Regions from separate parts of the Homo sapiens genome. Here region 2 is linked to region 1. A link is a loop called in an ENCODE intact Hi-C map of the cell type or tissue named here. Cell type or tissue: B cell. All regions are shown on one strand.

Region 1 (8,000 bases):
AGGCCAACTCCAGAGGACCCGAGATGCAGAGACACTACTTACCTACAGGCAGGCAGTTAATGGTGAGAGCAATTGTGGGAGCCTCCCTCCTTGTACCTAGGGCAGCTGCCTTGGGGAGTTACACAGATGTAGACAGACGTGAGAATGGAGAATCAGCCCCGCATACACCCATCCTTACTATAACAGTTTCTCAGTAACACAGATAACTTAGGGAAGCTGGTGAGGACCACTCCCTGAGGGAACTCCATGCCCTTAAGATTCCACAGGAAGGTACAGGAGAGGTGAGACACAGGATACTGAAGACAGTCCTGCCACAACAGCCCAGGCCGGATTAGATGCTGCACTAACCTCTGCACACAATCACTCAACTGAGTCTAGCCATGGAAGCACCAGTGAGGAAAACAAGAATATTTCCTCCTCTCACTCATGCCTCCATCTACTCTCATTACCCCAGATACTGCCAAGAGTTTGCTTGTTTTGGCTAGAATAATGTCAGAAATATACTGTGGCATCTCAGTAGAAATGCTCTAGAGGCTGTGAGGTGGCCCTGGGCTGAAGAAGTTCCCAAGACACAGACCTTTAAAACTGGGACAAGTTGATCACACTTGGTAAAGAGTAAAGGCCATTACTCTTTCCTCCAAAAGACCCAGGGACTGGAGTCAGCATCTGGCACTCTGTTTTTGAAAGATTCCCACTGCCAATTCATAGACTAATAAAAGAGATAATAAGCATGGATTACTCAGATCATGCTTTCTAGTCTGTAACTCCCAGAAGATTTAGAAATGGCATATAAAAGTAATTAAAAGGCACCTTATTAGTTATACGTCTTTTTTTTTTTCTTTGAGGCAGAGTCTCGCTCTGTCGCCCAGGCTGGAGTGCAGTGGAGCAATCTCTGCTCACTGCAAGCTCCGCCTCCCGGGTTCACGCCATTCTCCTGCCTCAGCCTCCCGAGTAGCTGGAACTACAGGCATCCGCCACCATGCTCGGCTAATTTTTTTTTGTATTTTTAGTGGAGACGGGGTTTCACCGTGTTAGCCAAGATGGTCTTGATCTCCTGACCTCGTGATCCGCCTGCCTCGGCCTCCCAAAGTGCTGGGATTACAGGCGTGAGCCACCGTGCCCAGCTATGGTTATACATCTTAATCAAACAGTAGTCTATTCATATAGAAAAGGAAGATAAATATCCCCTTCTAAGGGATAGGTTTTGGATATGAATTCAGGGGAGGTGTGTGCTTTCTAGCAGGCCTGCTTCACTTTACAGGTCTGCACCAGGTCATCCTGTTTAGGAGGATGCTCAGGTTAAAAGAGGCTAAGGACATATGACGACTAAATACAGTGTAGGATCTCAGACTGGATCCTAAATATTAGTGGGACAATTAGTGAAATTTGAATAAGGTCTGTAGATTACACTAATAGAATTGTATCAATGTCAATTTTCTGGTTTCAACAATTGCACCATCGTCATCTAAGATGTTCACATCTGGGGAAGCTAGGTGAAGGGCATAAGGAAATTTGTACTATTTTTGCAACTTTTTGTAAATCTAAAATTATTTCAAAACAAGAAACTTTTTAAAAAGAGCCTCTTCCAGGGGCTGGGCACAGTAGCTGAGGCTTGTAATCCCAGCACTTTGGGAGTCCATGGGGGGTGGATCTATTGAGCTCAGGAGTTCAAGACCAGCCTGGGCAACATGGCGAAACCCTGTCTCTACAATAAATACAAAAAAAAAGAAAAAAAAAATTAGCTGGATACGGTGAAGCTCTCGCCTGTAGTCCCAGCTACCCAGGAGGCTGAGATGGGAGGATCACCTGACCCCAGAGGTCAAGGCTGCAGTGAGCTGTGACTGCACCACTGCACGCACTGCAGTTTGGGCAACAGAGTGAGACCTTGTCCAAAAAAAAAAAAAAAAAAAATCCTCTTCCACCCAAAATTCCGTAATTTCCTAACACATACACACAAAAACTCATACACATTAAAAATAACAGTTTTGGATTCACACATGACATGAGATTTATTGTGAGCTTTTAACCATTAAAACAAAGGTTTACTGCTTATAAAAACAGAAGGCTAGAGACAATTTAACTGACAGATGAGAAAAAGGCTTAGTACAGCTCTCATGCAAGCCATGACAAATATATCCATTTGAGGAACACTGATTTTTCACCTCCAAGCACAGTACTAGGCACATAACTAAAACTCTAATATTTAAAAAAAGAATGAATCCACATGATGAATGATTATACAAGCATTTTCAAAGATGTTTAAGAAGAATTTGATCCACAAAAATGCTAAGTGAGAAAATGTAAGGTGGAAAGAAAAAGCAAAAGTATGAAGTAATATAACAATATTACCCCAATTAGGTAACAATACTACCCTAATTTTGTGTACATTCATATACACAAAAATACAAAAATTAGGAAGAAATGCATCAAAATGTTATTACATGTGGCAAAACTACAGATTTTAATTTTCATCCTTATAATTTTCTCTGTCTTCCAAGTTGTCTACAATGAAAAAAGTTGGCCAGCACAGTGGCTCACGTCTGTAATCCCAGCACTTTGGGAGGCCGAGGTGGGAGGATTACCTGAGGTCAGGAGTTCAAGACCAGCCTGGCCAACATGGTGGAACCCCATCTCTACTAAAAACACAAAAATTAGCCGGGCATGGTGGCAGGCGCCTATAATCCCAGCTACTCGGGAGAATCGCTTGAACCCGAGAGGCGGAGGTTGCAGTGAGCAGACATTGTGCCACTGCACTCCAGCCTGAGCGACAGAGCAAGACTCCGTCTCAAAAAAAACAAAAAGAAAAAAGTTTCAGTGGGTTTAAGTGCATTTACACACTTCAATTTATCAAGACTTTTCTATGCCCTTCCATTATTTTAGATCTTTCAAATTTCATTCATCTGCAACTCTACGATTCTTTCAGCAACAGCTGTTCAGAACAGATGATTTACTTTCCATAGCGAATTTTAAACTGTTTATCATGCAGAATGGGCCCTTAGAAAACATCTAGTCCTCTAGATTTGTATGACTTTAAATTAAAAGTAGACACTACAAAGTGGATTTAACCGCTTTAAACCCCACAGGATTAGATTTAAACTCCGCAGGATTTAAGGCAATATGATACAACTGTGTCTTGAGTCTGAATAAACCTCAGCTGCACTTTTTAAGTCTGGGATCTCCATACACCGTCCTGCTGGAATATAAGGTTTTACAGAAGGCAGCGCACACCAATGCTGGTGCTGTGAAGGCACCCACAAAATCAGACGCTGCCTATAGGGGAGAACCCCATTCCATCCACGTTTCTCAGGTGTCCCAGGCACTAGCCAGACAGGTATCTATTATTTAAACTGTACAGTATGTCCCAGTCAAAAGCCTGGAAACTCAGTCACCTCGATGTGAGCATTATCCTGCAAGCCCGCTCCGGCCAAACCTGCTTGGAGACAGCCTAGTCCGCCCTGATCCCCGGACTGCCCGGGAAGCAAGAACCCCGGGACCCGCGAGCTGACCCTTCTAAAAACCACCCTTCACTCCGCTCCGCCGACCACCCCACTCACTGCCTCCTTCCCCAAAGCGCTGAGGCCCCCAACATCCTCCATCCTGACTTCACCAGCCCCAAATTTCCGCCTCACCGCCTTTCTCTCAGGACTCAAACCCTCGCCCCAGACCCATAATCCCCTCCACAAACCTCTCCCCTCCCCTGCGACCGCCGCTCCCCGCAACACCTTCACTCGTCCCTGCCCCCACAGCCCCCGCGCCCATCCTGGTCCCACTTCCCATCCCCAGGGGTGCTGGCACCGGGAGGCGGCCCGGGAACGCAGGGCGGCGACCAGGCGGAGCTCCTGGAGCCTGCAGCGGCCGGGGCTCTGTGGCTGCAAGGGGCCGGGCTCTGCTGCGGACAGCTGGGGGGTCCGAGGTGCCCTCCCCGACTCACCAGCCGCCGCAGCGCTCCACGTCTTCGGAGGCGGGTCCGAGAGCCGGCGAGAACCGGAGGCCGGGCGAAAGAGTGCTCGGTGCGGGGGGCGGGCCAGGCCAGTGGGGCGGGCGCCGCCGAGCGCTGGGCGTGGCGGACGCGGCGGGGCCTAGATGCGGTCACACGCAGGGGGGCGGGGCCGCGGCGGGAGAGGCGGGGCCTCACTGGGCGGTAGCTCCGGGAGGGGCGGAACTGCGGTGGGAGGGGCGGGGCCTCACTGGGCGATCGTAGTGGACGAGAACCTAGACTGGAACCGGTCCGAAGAAAAAAAGGCAGCCCTCATTGGGCTGTCGCCTGGAACAGGAGACCAGGCCGGGAGAAAGGGAGGGGCGTGCCTAACGTACTGTACCACCCATCGAAATCCGGACGGCAGCGGGAGAGGCGCGGCCGAGAAGGCAGAGGCCTGGTTGGGCTGTCACTCCGAGCCGGGGCGGCATGTGGCTGGGCTCTCCAACCGCGAGCGGTCGGGGCAGGGGAAAGGAATACGCCCCTTCACATTTCCCTCTTCCATCTCTTAAAGACCAGAACCTAATTTTCTGGTCACTTTCAGGTATAAGAACAAGTCTCATTTTAACTGTAGCTCACTTTCAAGTTGTGAAAAACGCAGATCCTTTTATAATTAAAACCTAACATCCAACCACAGCCAAATCCCAAAACCCTTGCTCCTCCTAGAAATCGCCAGACACCTTTCCACCTCCAGGCTCAGAGTCTGCCCCAGCCATTCCTTCTGCCCAGAAAGCTCTTCCCTCGGTTGGCTGCTTGGCTCACTTCCTCACCTCCCTCAGTGTTTGCTGGGCTCTCACTTTCTCCCTGAGGCCCTTTCTGACCATCCTACTTAATACCTGTTCTCATCTGCTCCTCACCCCACCATTTCCTTACCTGCTCTCCTATTTCTTCTGTCCACCACACTTTTTGACTTTTTGTTGTTGTTGTTTTGAGATAGAGCCTCGCAATGTCACCCAGGCTGGAGTGCAGTGGCGCAGTCTCGGCTCACTGCAACCTCCGCCTCCCGGGTTCAAGCGATTCTCCTGCCTCAGCCTCCTGAGTAGCTGGGATTACAGGCGCGCACCATCATGCCCAGCTAATTTTTGTATTTTTTGTAGAGACAGGGTTTCACTATGTTGGCCAGGCTGGTCTAGAACTCCTGACCTCAGGTGATCCGCCTGCCTCGGTTTCCCAAAGTGCTGGGATTACAGGCGTGAGCCACCGCGCCCTGCCGGCTTTAAGTGTTTTTAGTTACCCAGGGTCTACCACAGTCTGAAAATAGGTGAGGCCAGAACAATAAGATATTTGGAGAGAGAGAGAGAGACCATATTCACCTTTTATTACAGTCTATTTTTATAATTGTTCTATTTTATTATTATTCATTGTTGTTAATCCCTTACTGTACCTAATTTATAAATGAAACTTTATCATAGTATGTATGTATGTGTAGGAAAAAACATAGTATACATAGAGTTTTATACTATCCTCAGTTTCAAGCATCCACTGTGGATCTTGGAATGTATCTCCCACAGATAATGGAGGATTACCAGCCCCAATGTTTAGAACAGTGTTAGGTCCATAGCAGACAAGCAATAATTCTGAAATGAAAAATTTAAAAAATGAATGAACACTTTCTGCCTCCATACATCCAGCTTTGGCCAGATCAATGCCTCAACAAACTGCAGTGCGGAGAAGGCTGGTCTGTTCTTTACTCCCCACCCTTCTCTGGGTCTTCCAGGTTCCAGGCAGGAGGCAGGGAAACTAAAAGAAAGGAGCAGAAGACTCGTTACTTGGTAGGAGCAGTTTGTCATTCTTTCTAGTCCTCCGATGCTATCATGGCAGCTCACAACATTATTAACCAGTTTTTGTGCAGCTATCTTTTTGTAGGTCCTGTGTGGTTATGTTCAGAAGTTCTCTCTTTCTTCTGAAAATCAGGACAAATTATTTATGAACTTCAATAAGTTTAGACATGAATTACTCCTTAGACTTTTGTTTTTAAATTGTACTCTTCTTATCTTCTCATCCTAGAACGCACGGCCATCCTCCATATAATTTCATTTTCTTATATTTATGTGGCTGGAGGAATTAGGAAGAAAAATGAATGGAAATATAAAAGTCATTTTCTCTTGTATAATCTTATTTCATCTCCACAATTAACAAATTAAAACTTTCTGTTAAGTATAGCAAATTGTTGGACAGCATAAATGGCAAACCTGAGTTAATGACATAGATCCCTATATAGTAGTCCCCCTTAGCCACATTTCAATACCCCCACTGGATGCCTGAAACCACAGATAGTACTGAACCCTGTATATATTATGTTTTTTCGACCTGATAGCCTAGATGGCTGCTAAGTGACCAAAAGGTATGTAGCATTGATATAGTTTGGATCTGTGTCCTCACTTAAATCTCATGCTGAATTGTAATCTCCAGTATTGGGGGTGGGGCCTGGTGCAAGGTGATTGGATCATGGGGGTAGATTTCTCATGAATGGTTTAGCACCATCCCCTTGGTGCTGTCCTCGAAATAGTGAGAGACTTTTCACAAGATCTGGCTGTTTAAAAGTGTGTGGCATCTTGCTCTCTCTCTGTTGCTCCTGCTCTCGCCATGTGATATGCCTGCTCCCCCTTTGCTGTCTGCCATGATTTTAAGTTTCCTGAGGCCTTCCCAGAAGCCAAGCAGATGCCAGCATCATGCTTCCTGTACAGCCTGAAAAACCAGAGCCAATTAAACCTCTTTGCTTTATAAATTACCCAGTCTCAGTTATTTCTTTATAGCAATATGAGAATGGACTAATACAAGGACCTACAGTATGGACACACCAGACAAAGAGATGATTCACATCGCAGGAGGGATGGAGTAGGACAGGCGGAGATTTCATCACGATACTCAGAATGGCACACAATTTAAAACTTATGCAATGTTTATTTCTGGAATTTTCCATGCAATGTTTTCTGACCTCAGTTGACTGAAGGTAATTGAAACCATGGAAAGAGAAACTGTGGCTAAGGAGAACTACTGTATCAATTACCTATGACTGCATGTCAAACAATTACACAGAATTAGGGATTCCTTTCTCCACTTGTCTCTCTTTGGGTATTTCCTCCATGTTCTCTCTGGCTTCCAAGAGTCCCTTTTCCCAACTCCTCTGTCCAGAAGGACAGGTTTTCTCTCAGGTGACTGTGTCACCATACCACTGCAGGGCAGCTCCCAGACAGGGAATGGCTTCAGGGAAACGGAGGGAGAGAAAAAAAGGAATCAGCAGTTTCCACCACTTTCTCTAGCTTGCAGCAGACTTTTTTCCTGGTCCTGTGGCTACATGGTCCGGCTTCTCTCGGACATTTTGCTGATAGTGTCTGGTTGACAATTCCCTATTCATCTGTCCTCAGATCAAAGCCAAGAGGTAAAGGAGAAAAAAATAAAAACAAGACTCTCACTACTACTCTATCTGTCTTTCTTCAGGCTTTGAGTTCCCTGCCATCATGATCCACCTGCTATTATTTACTTTTCAGAGTCCTTGGGTAGTTGTTCTTTACATTTTATCTAGAGGTTTTAGTAGTGATCAATCAGTAGCAGACATGGGCAGCAGTGGACTTACTCTATTTTGGTCAGAAATGGAACTCATCAATCTAGTAGATGAAAAAACATTTTAAGTCGTATTTTTCTTATGAAGAGTGAGTTCGAGAGCATCTTCTCAGGTTAAAGAGACATTTGTCTTTCATTTTCTGTGAATTATCTATTTATTTGTATTGTCTAATTTTCTACTATGTATAGAAACTCTTTATATAATAGAACAGTCCTTTTTCTTAGATATGAATGTCAAAACTTTTCCTCAGTTTGTCACGTCCTTTGATTTATCTTATGCTACTTTGTTTTTGTTTTTGTTTATTGGCCGTGAAAACTTCTATTTCTAACTGGTCAATTTTACCAGGCTTTTCTTTTACTACGTACTACTTCTGGGTTGCATCGTACTTAGAAAGACCTCCACCTCTCTCTCTCTTCAATTACTTTTTTTTTTTTTTAACGGGTCTAGCTCTGTTCCCCA
Region 2 (8,000 bases), 720 kb after region 1:
AATGATAAATGATTATATTTGTAGACATTTTGGTGCCTTGATGTTAGCAAGGGTTGCACAGTGAGTTTTGACATGCATGTATTTGGAGATGTATAGAAATTCTAGTTACTTCCAAATTTGGGGGAAAGAAGCCTGGTACCAGATGCCAGGTTTTTATAATGGGGAAGTCTAATCACTTCTAAATTCCTCAGGTAAGGAGTTTTGCCTGCAGATAGTCTGCTTGATGGCCACCAGGTGATCTTTGCTCTCCTCATTTTCCCCCTGACAGATATCTTGGTCAAATATTTGACCCTTTCGAATCCCCCATGCTCCTCTGTACCTTCTGCCTATTATGGTTTCAAGAAAGGGGAAACGGCACAGTGAAGAGGGGTGTCAGGTCTGTCTGGCTACTTCTTGCTGAAAGGGAGCATTGAGGGGATAAGTCACATTTTTCCCTTTCTTGCTCTGTGTCATGAAGGGTTATGAAAAACTTACTGGGGACAGGAGACACCGGATTCCATCAAGAGGCCCCATATATGTGGAAGTTGCTGTTGCAGGCTGGTATTGGGATTACATAATCATCTGTAGGTGGAATCATTGTAATCTGGAAGATAGAAACTTAATGAGAGCATTAAAGAGGCAGGGACCAAATATTAGAGGAAGAATAATGAGGAATAAAGGTCCAAGGAATGGGAGAAACCAGGTGATTTTTGGGAACCAATTAGTAAGGATTTTGGCCCACTTTGGGTTACTTTGAGAAGGTGTGTGTAGCCATTTGGTTTGTTTGAAAATTTCTTGGACATCAGCTTCCACTTCTCCAGACACATTAATGTAGGTGCAACACATTTTGTTAATGACAGCACAGACTCCTCCTTATTCAGCTAGGAGGTAATCTGGAGCCCTTCTGATATCAACAACCATTCCTGCTAGTGAGGCTACAGACTTTTCTAGTGCTGATAGACTTGTGCTAGTTTTTGCGATTGTGAGGGAGGCAGCATGTTCACATAGTGTGATTTCATGATAAGTACAACCTCCCCAAGGGGTGAGAGTTGTGATGATTCCCACAACTCCAACAATAAGTCCTAGGGCCCTTTTTCATCTAGAATGGGATTCTAGATTGGAAGTTATGTTTAAGACAGTGATTTGGGCAGGAGCTATTGTACCCAGGGTACAATCATCATAACGAAGAGAATTATCAAGGTGGGATAGGGCCAAAGCTTGAAAAGGATTTAAATAATTAATAGCAGTGCCACAAAACCATAAGAGTTCAGGAGGGGCAGGTAATACATTTTTGAGGCTTCTTGCACTAAGGGCCACCGCTGCTAAGGCTCTTAAGCCATCCCTGGCATACTAGGTCTAAAGTTTTTTTTTAAATATGCTATAGGGGCCAGGCACAGTGGCTCACACCTGTAATGCCAGCACTTTGGGAGGCTGAGGCAGTCAGATCACGAGGTCAGGAGTTTGAGACCAGCCTGGCCAACATGGTGAAACCCTGACTCTACTAAAAATGCAAAAATTAGCTGGGCGCGGTGGTGCACACCTATAATCCCAGATACTTGGGAGGCTGAGGCAGGAGAATCACTTGAGCTTGGGAAGCAGAGGTTGCAGTGATCCAAGGTCATGCCATTGCACTCCAGCCTGAACAATAGAGTGAGACTCCATCTCAAAGAAAAAAAAATGCTATAGGGCACTTAGAGGGCCCCTCAATCTTGGGCTAAGACTCCCAAAGCTATTCCCTTTTGTTCATGTACATAGAAAAAGGCTTAGTCAGATCTGGTAGGGCTGAGGTCAGGGCTGAGATTAAAGCCTATTTTAAAGTGTTTAGAGCATGCTTCATCTCATTAGTCCAGTATAGAGACTGTTCCTGAGTTCCCTTGAGGGCTTCATATAAAGGTTTTGCTATTAACTCAAAGGAAGGAATCCATATTCTGCAAAACCCAGCCTTACCCAAAAATGACTGAAGCTGTTGTTTAGTTACCACAATTGTCACGTTTAAGATCTGTACAAGCACTACAAAGGCTTTTTCACTGGGAATTAAAATAAGACCCCAAAATTGAACCCTTTGTGTGGATATTTGTGCTTTAGAAGGAGATACTTTGTACCCACAATTAGCAAGTTTGTTGAATACTAATACTGTATTTTGGTCTGGAACAGCCTGGTTAGGACTACAGATTAGTAAGTCATCCACATACTGAAGTAGATTGCTATCTGGGAGAAGCTGCAGGGGCTCTTTTGGTGAAGTGTTAATACAGCTAGAAGGTGGGGCCTTAGCTGTAAATTAGCTTGTAATTTTGTAAATCACAACCTAATAGAACAGGGCTAAAAAGGAGTAAAGGAATAGCCTTTCATTTTACAAGGGAATGGCTGTGTGAAACAGCCTCATTGGGGTTTTCCATCAATATCCATGAGGAAAATGGAGGACTGGCACATTGGGCCATAGTAAATGTTTATAAAGCTGAATAACTGTCCCGTGTATCTATGAGTAACATTATCTGTTGTTCAGCCACAATCAGATTTGCCCTGGGATCATCCACAGAGATGGAAAAGACAGGGCCGTGGATGGCTTCAAGGCCCCATCTAGAGGATGGATGACTGACATTTCAGAGGCTTGATCATAATCCAGGAATAGAATTAGAGGTGTTTGCCCTTGCTCTCGCCCTCACCCTCACCCTCGTTCTGCAGGATCCCCTTGTCAGGTAGGTTGGTGAGACTGTGGCTGTCATAGCCTAGAAGGAAGAGGTGGCCCCCCCTTCATGAGGGAGGGACACTCATTCTTCCAATTTGCAGTGAGGACAGGGTCCCAGGGATGGCTTGCAACCTGGAGGTTTGGGACATTCTCAACTTCAGTGTCCTTAAAGGCTGCTTTTAATAAAGTACAAAAGGGAGTTTGTGGGCCTTGCTCTAATTTTTGGAGTTTTTGTCTGATGTCTGGGGAAGCCTGACTTATAAAATGTATGGCCAGAAGGGATTGGCCCTCAGGGCTTTCAGGATCTAAATCTGTATATTTATGCATGGCCTCCATTAGTCTAGCTTGGAAAAGGGAAGGGTCCTTGGTCCTGAGTGATCTCTCATAATTTAGAAAAATTAACAGGTTTTATTTCATTCCTTCCAACAAACATGTTATAATCTTCTCTTCCCCTGTCTCTGTTTGGGCTGGCATTGGCAGCGTGGTATTGCCAATTGGGTTCTGTGTTGGGGACAGCTTCTGCCCTGGCTCTATTATTAGGATTGCCAACATGAGTTTCGTCTGCCCAAACTCGAGCTAAAGACCGTGATTTTTTCTTCGTGGGAACAGCAAATAGTTAATACCACAAATGTGTCTTGCCAGGTTAAATCAAAGGCAATAAAGCCCGAAATTCTTGAATGAACTTAGAGGGATCCTGGCTAAATGAACCCAACTTGGATTGAATTTGCCAAAGTTCAGACAATGGAAAAGGGACATGAACTCAAATTGTTCCCAAATCTCCGTTTGCCACCTTGTGGAGAGGCATAACACTTGGGGGATTTTCTGAGGACTTTGTACTAGTGGCATATGTAACTCCTGTGCAAGTATGTGAGGGTAATAAAGTATCTGGATGGTAGGGGACAGGGGTTGATTGGGGCATGGAGCAGATGGCAAGGGGTGCACAATGAGTTTTGACATGCGTGCATTACGGAGATGCATAGAAATTCTAGTTACTTTTAAATTTGGAGGGAAGAAGTCTGGTACCAGATGCTGGCTTTAGGTAACAGGGAAGTCTAGTTACCTCTAAATTCCTCAGGTAAGGAGTTTCTGCCTAAGGATGGTCGGCTTCATGGCCACCAGGTGATCTTTGCTTTCAATTCTATTGGCTTGATTTCATCTGTGGCAGTTTCTGGGGGGAATCAAAATTATAGGAACAAAATAAAACTAACAGTAAAACTTTCATGCTGACTGGGGAATGCTTAACGTTTAAAAATAGGTGCTGAAGGGTCCAAAGCAAACAACACAAGCCGGAAAAGAAATGTTTAAAAGTTAGCTATATTTATACAAGGAAAACCAAAAGAAATACTTAAATGAGACTTTTAAAATTCGAGGCTCTCCACTGAGACTTGTTCCCTGGCGCCAGCTCCGGGAGTTCCGCAGAGCCTCGCCCCCTGCCAGGGCGCCCGGGGCGAAGGACCGCACGGCGCATGCGCGCCTCCTCCAGCAGTCCCTTTCCCCTTCTTCCCCAAGATCCAGCGCGTGCTCGGTTGCCCTTCTCCGTTCCTTGCAGGCCCTTGGGTCAGGACCCACCACCTGCCGGACCATCATTTTCCGAGTCCCTCCGGCCTAGTCGGAGTGCTCGCTCGCGCCTCCTAAAGCTCTCAGCCGAGCGCGCCGAGACCCCTCAGGGCGGCCGGTAAGAAGGCGGAGGGGCGGGGGCTCAAAGCGCGCGGCGAAGGTGCAGCAGTTACCAGGGTGCTGACGTCAGCTAGAGGCAGGGCACCGCGGAAGGTTGAATCCACGCCCTGGCTGTGCGCAGGCGCCGTAGGGGGAAGGCCTGGCACGCTCCAGCCAACCAGGGCGTCACCTGCAGCTCGTCCCCCTGCCCGGGCTTGCCTCGAGCGCCCTGCCGCCGCCGGAGCGGGGAGGGTGTTGGGGGCAGGTGGAGCCGGGAGGGCCCAGCTGAGAATTCAGGGTTGGGGGCTCAGAGGGCACTGCGGCTAGGAGCCCGTCAAAGCCTGTCGCCCACCGGGGCGAGGGCAGGTGGGAGCGCCTGGCCGTGCGTCGCGCGCTGGTTGGCCAGCTGACGCCCCAGTGCGCATGCGCGTCCGAACAGCCCTGCGGGCGGAGCGACTGTCCTCCCTTCTGGTGTACTGGGTGGGAGGTGGAACTAGTCGGACAAAGCCCTCGCGTCGGACCCTTGCCAGAACTGTAAGGAGCAAGAGGGGAGGGGCTCCGGTGGTGCATTCATGCTCCTCTAGGGGGGAAGCGGGGTCGGAGGGGAGTGCTCAGAGCCACCTTAGCGCAAAGTGCTAACTTTTGAATTGAGGCAGTGCCAGGGGACGCAGTATCCGCATCGCATCTACATTTTAACTCGCTGTGAAATGAGAACGCAAAGACGATTTAGGTTTTATTGTTTCCGACTTATATTTTTCCGAGGTCTTTGATTTACGGGAAATTGTTACGTACTAAATCTCATATAGCGAGATTTAGAAAAGGAAGCTACAGAATCTAGGCTAATGTATCTAATAGCATTTCCTGCTTTTGCTCTTTTTCTTTGCCTTTTTCCCCTACTCTAAGAAGTTCATATTCAACTGAAAAGCCATGAAAATTACCGCTTTTGTCCCTCCTTGATATAACAAACTGCTTTCAGAAACCGTACAAGATAGTCACTAAGGGAAGTCACAGTTCAAATGAGAGTGGCATGATATTAATTTTGTTAAAATAAATTACTTTCAAATAAAAGTTGTGCCAAATGGTCAAAGCTCAATCCTGAGAGCTCTATTTGGCACACACTCGGTGTTAGTTGAAAGTAAGCAAAACAAAACCGTTTTTCGTGTACTCTTCCATAATTTGGATTTTTCACTGATTTAGGTATCTTTCCACCAAATTTGGTTTGAAACTGCACAGATTTAATGCCTCACTTAGAACAGATTTTAGGTAAAATTAGAAATTTTCACTTTATGAAACAGAAACTAATATCACTGTTAAGTAGATTAAAGTAGTCATTTACAATGGTTTGTAAATAAATTTTATCCTTCCCGGTCCTCTGCCCTCTTCCAGGAAAGGCACCATTTCCTTAGAGAAGACCTTCCTGAGCTCTCCCCGCCCCATTCCAAGTGTTGCGTCTGGGAGTTTCTCATATTCTGTGCATGTTTGTATTATTGCATTTACTGCGTTGTTTTATACTTATCTGCTTGTGTCTGTTTTTACACTCCCCCCTCCCTCTAAAAGTCTTTTGAGTATTAGAATTGTCTTAATAATTTTCTAGTCCCAATGCTTTACGCAGGACCTGGCCCATAAGTGGTGATGAATGGGTGAGTTAAAGACTCGGTATGCCTCCCAAGTGTGATAAGACAGTGCAACCTCTTCAGTTATTTTATAGCATTTTCCAAGTGGAAGTATAGTGGGCTAAGTGCAGTATGGACAGGAACCACCTATGTAAGAATTTATCTGAAGACGAGAAGCCTGCGGTTGATGTGGATGTCCCAGACTTTTGGAGCTAGTGTCTGAATGAGAGCACCCAACTCTACTCTGAAGCAATGTGTCTTCAGTCAGCTGATAGTAATTTGATTTTCTGTGTAGCTAGTCCTGAAAGAGGAAGAACATTAGATCTGAATCTTCTAGTTGTCTTAGCAGTTATAATCTCAAAGTAAATTTACAGATTGACATTCCAGTTATCAGGCCTTCTAATTTAGCTTCCCCAAGGCCCACGTATTTCTGTCTTGAAGTGATAAAATTGGGTTCTGTTCTTACAAGGTTGAAGACTAACCCAAGATCTGGGCGTTGTGAAGCGGCAGGCAGCCATGCCTGCCAACCTGCTGGACATTGTCTCTACTTAGAATTTTGGTTTTTTTAATCTGAAAAGTACATAAACCATACAGGAAACAAAGAACTAATTCAAGCAAAAACTTGAAATCCTCCTTTGATTTTTAGCATAAATTGGGTAGCTAAAGATCCAAGTTTGTATTAAATAATTATTTTTAAAGAATTAAAGCTTAAACATTAACAGATGCCCCAGAATCCTCTTTGGTGATAGAATCAGGATTCCCTAATACAGTGGTTCTCAAACCTGAGTGTGCATCAGAATCCCTGACAGTGTGTTAAAACAGATTCCTCCATCCCACCCAGATTCTGATTCTGCAGGACTCGGATGGGACCTGATAATTTGCATTTCTCACGGATGCTGTTGCTGCTTTGAAAACCACTGCCCTAAGAGTTATTTCTTTCTCTCCTTCCTACCCTGTCCCTTTCTTCTTTTCCAAAACTGGATCCTCATCTGTCACTTAGTCGTCAGAGCCCATTCTTGAAGAGCTTACAGGAAATACTCAAAAGACTCATAGTACTCGGTTTTTCATTCTTATTCTTAAACAGAACGAGAAAATATATTTTTAATTTTTTCCAATGATTTGTATAGGAAGTGATCATCTTAGAGCAATAATTTTGTTGAATGGATAGCAGAATTATTAACTGAATATATTTTTATATATATAGGCATTTTCCTCTAGAAATATGAATTGGCTGCCATTGTGGGAGAGAGGAGAATTATTGGAAAAAGGAAAAGTCACATTCCCTCTCATTTCTCCCCTATTGCTCTCTCATTGTTTCTCCATGACCCAGAACACTGTCTTTAAAAAGTCAGTATTAATTCATAAAAAGACAATTCCCACAGCACAATATAACTTTATTATATTCACTTTAGGTTTTTATTTTGAAGAGAGAAATGCTACTTCCATCAAAACTTGTGTTTTTATTGGTTAGCAAGTGCCACCTTTGTCTTCAAATGGTAAAAGTAAACAACTAGCTATTTTTTAATTCTGATGAATTAAAAGTATTTTTCTAGAGAAAAATTTGTGAAATTATTCATCTGTACTTTTTGAATTGTATGTAGCCTTGGCAAAATTGCCTACTACCTTGTGTTTAAGACCTTCAGACATTGACTCCTTATTGTGATAATTCTGAGTTTTTCAACAAAGTTTTTCAAAATTTGTTTTTGAATAAAATGTTGTATTGAACTGCATGTTTGAGCAATATGTTATCTGACATTAGATGGAAAAAAATTATGCCATTTTTTAATACACTCTGACATAATAATAGTTGCAACTGTAATGAATTTTTTATTTACTAAATGTGGCTAAATCCCTTATGCATATTCTACTTAAGCTTCACAAAAGTTCTATGAAAAAGATAGCCCCTACTTTCATAAGTGATGTACCCCTGAAAACACATACACAAAGTCAGATGTGGGATTCCACATCCACAGTGCTTAAACATCATTATTAGGTTCTAAATTAGATTTCACCTTTTAGAAAAGTCTTATTGAATATTTCTAGCATTTTGTCTGTGTCTTTCCACC

The links. A loop is a pair of places that touch in the nucleus more often than their neighbours do. Peaks named below come from ENCODE experiments on the same cell type or tissue, not always from the same donor. Only the 100,000 strongest peaks of a DNase experiment are listed, where the experiment ranks them.
Region 2: a loop joins it to region 1, with 30 times the contacts of the local background. A loop is called at or near these places in 10 of 110 quality-filtered maps.

Annotation. Positions count from the first base shown.
Region 1 is chr3:43,617,978-43,625,977 of GRCh38, forward strand. ANO10 (anoctamin 10) reads right to left here and starts at 4,034. Exons shown (of 13, transcript NM_018075.5): 1 at 3,932-4,034. RefSeq lists a silencer at 3,748-4,247 and enhancers at 4,303-4,955, 4,956-5,608. In B cell, no CTCF peak of the experiment used is centred here; a DNase peak (open chromatin) is centred at 4,184; H3K4me3 peaks cover 1,572 bases; H3K27ac peaks cover 428 bases.
Region 2 is chr3:44,333,980-44,341,979 of GRCh38, forward strand. TCAIM (T cell activation inhibitor, mitochondrial) reads left to right here and starts at 4,787. Exons shown (of 11, transcript NM_173826.4): 1 at 4,787-4,855. It overlaps LOC105377055 (a long non-coding RNA gene), which reads right to left and starts at 4,139. Exons shown (of 4, transcript XR_940782.4): 1 at 3,726-4,139; 2 at 475-583. It also overlaps a transcript of TOPAZ1 not described here. RefSeq lists enhancers at 3,800-4,453, 4,138-4,307 and a silencer at 4,448-4,837. In B cell, no CTCF peak of the experiment used is centred here; a DNase peak (open chromatin) is centred at 4,422; H3K4me3 peaks cover 2,236 bases; H3K27ac peaks cover 2,872 bases.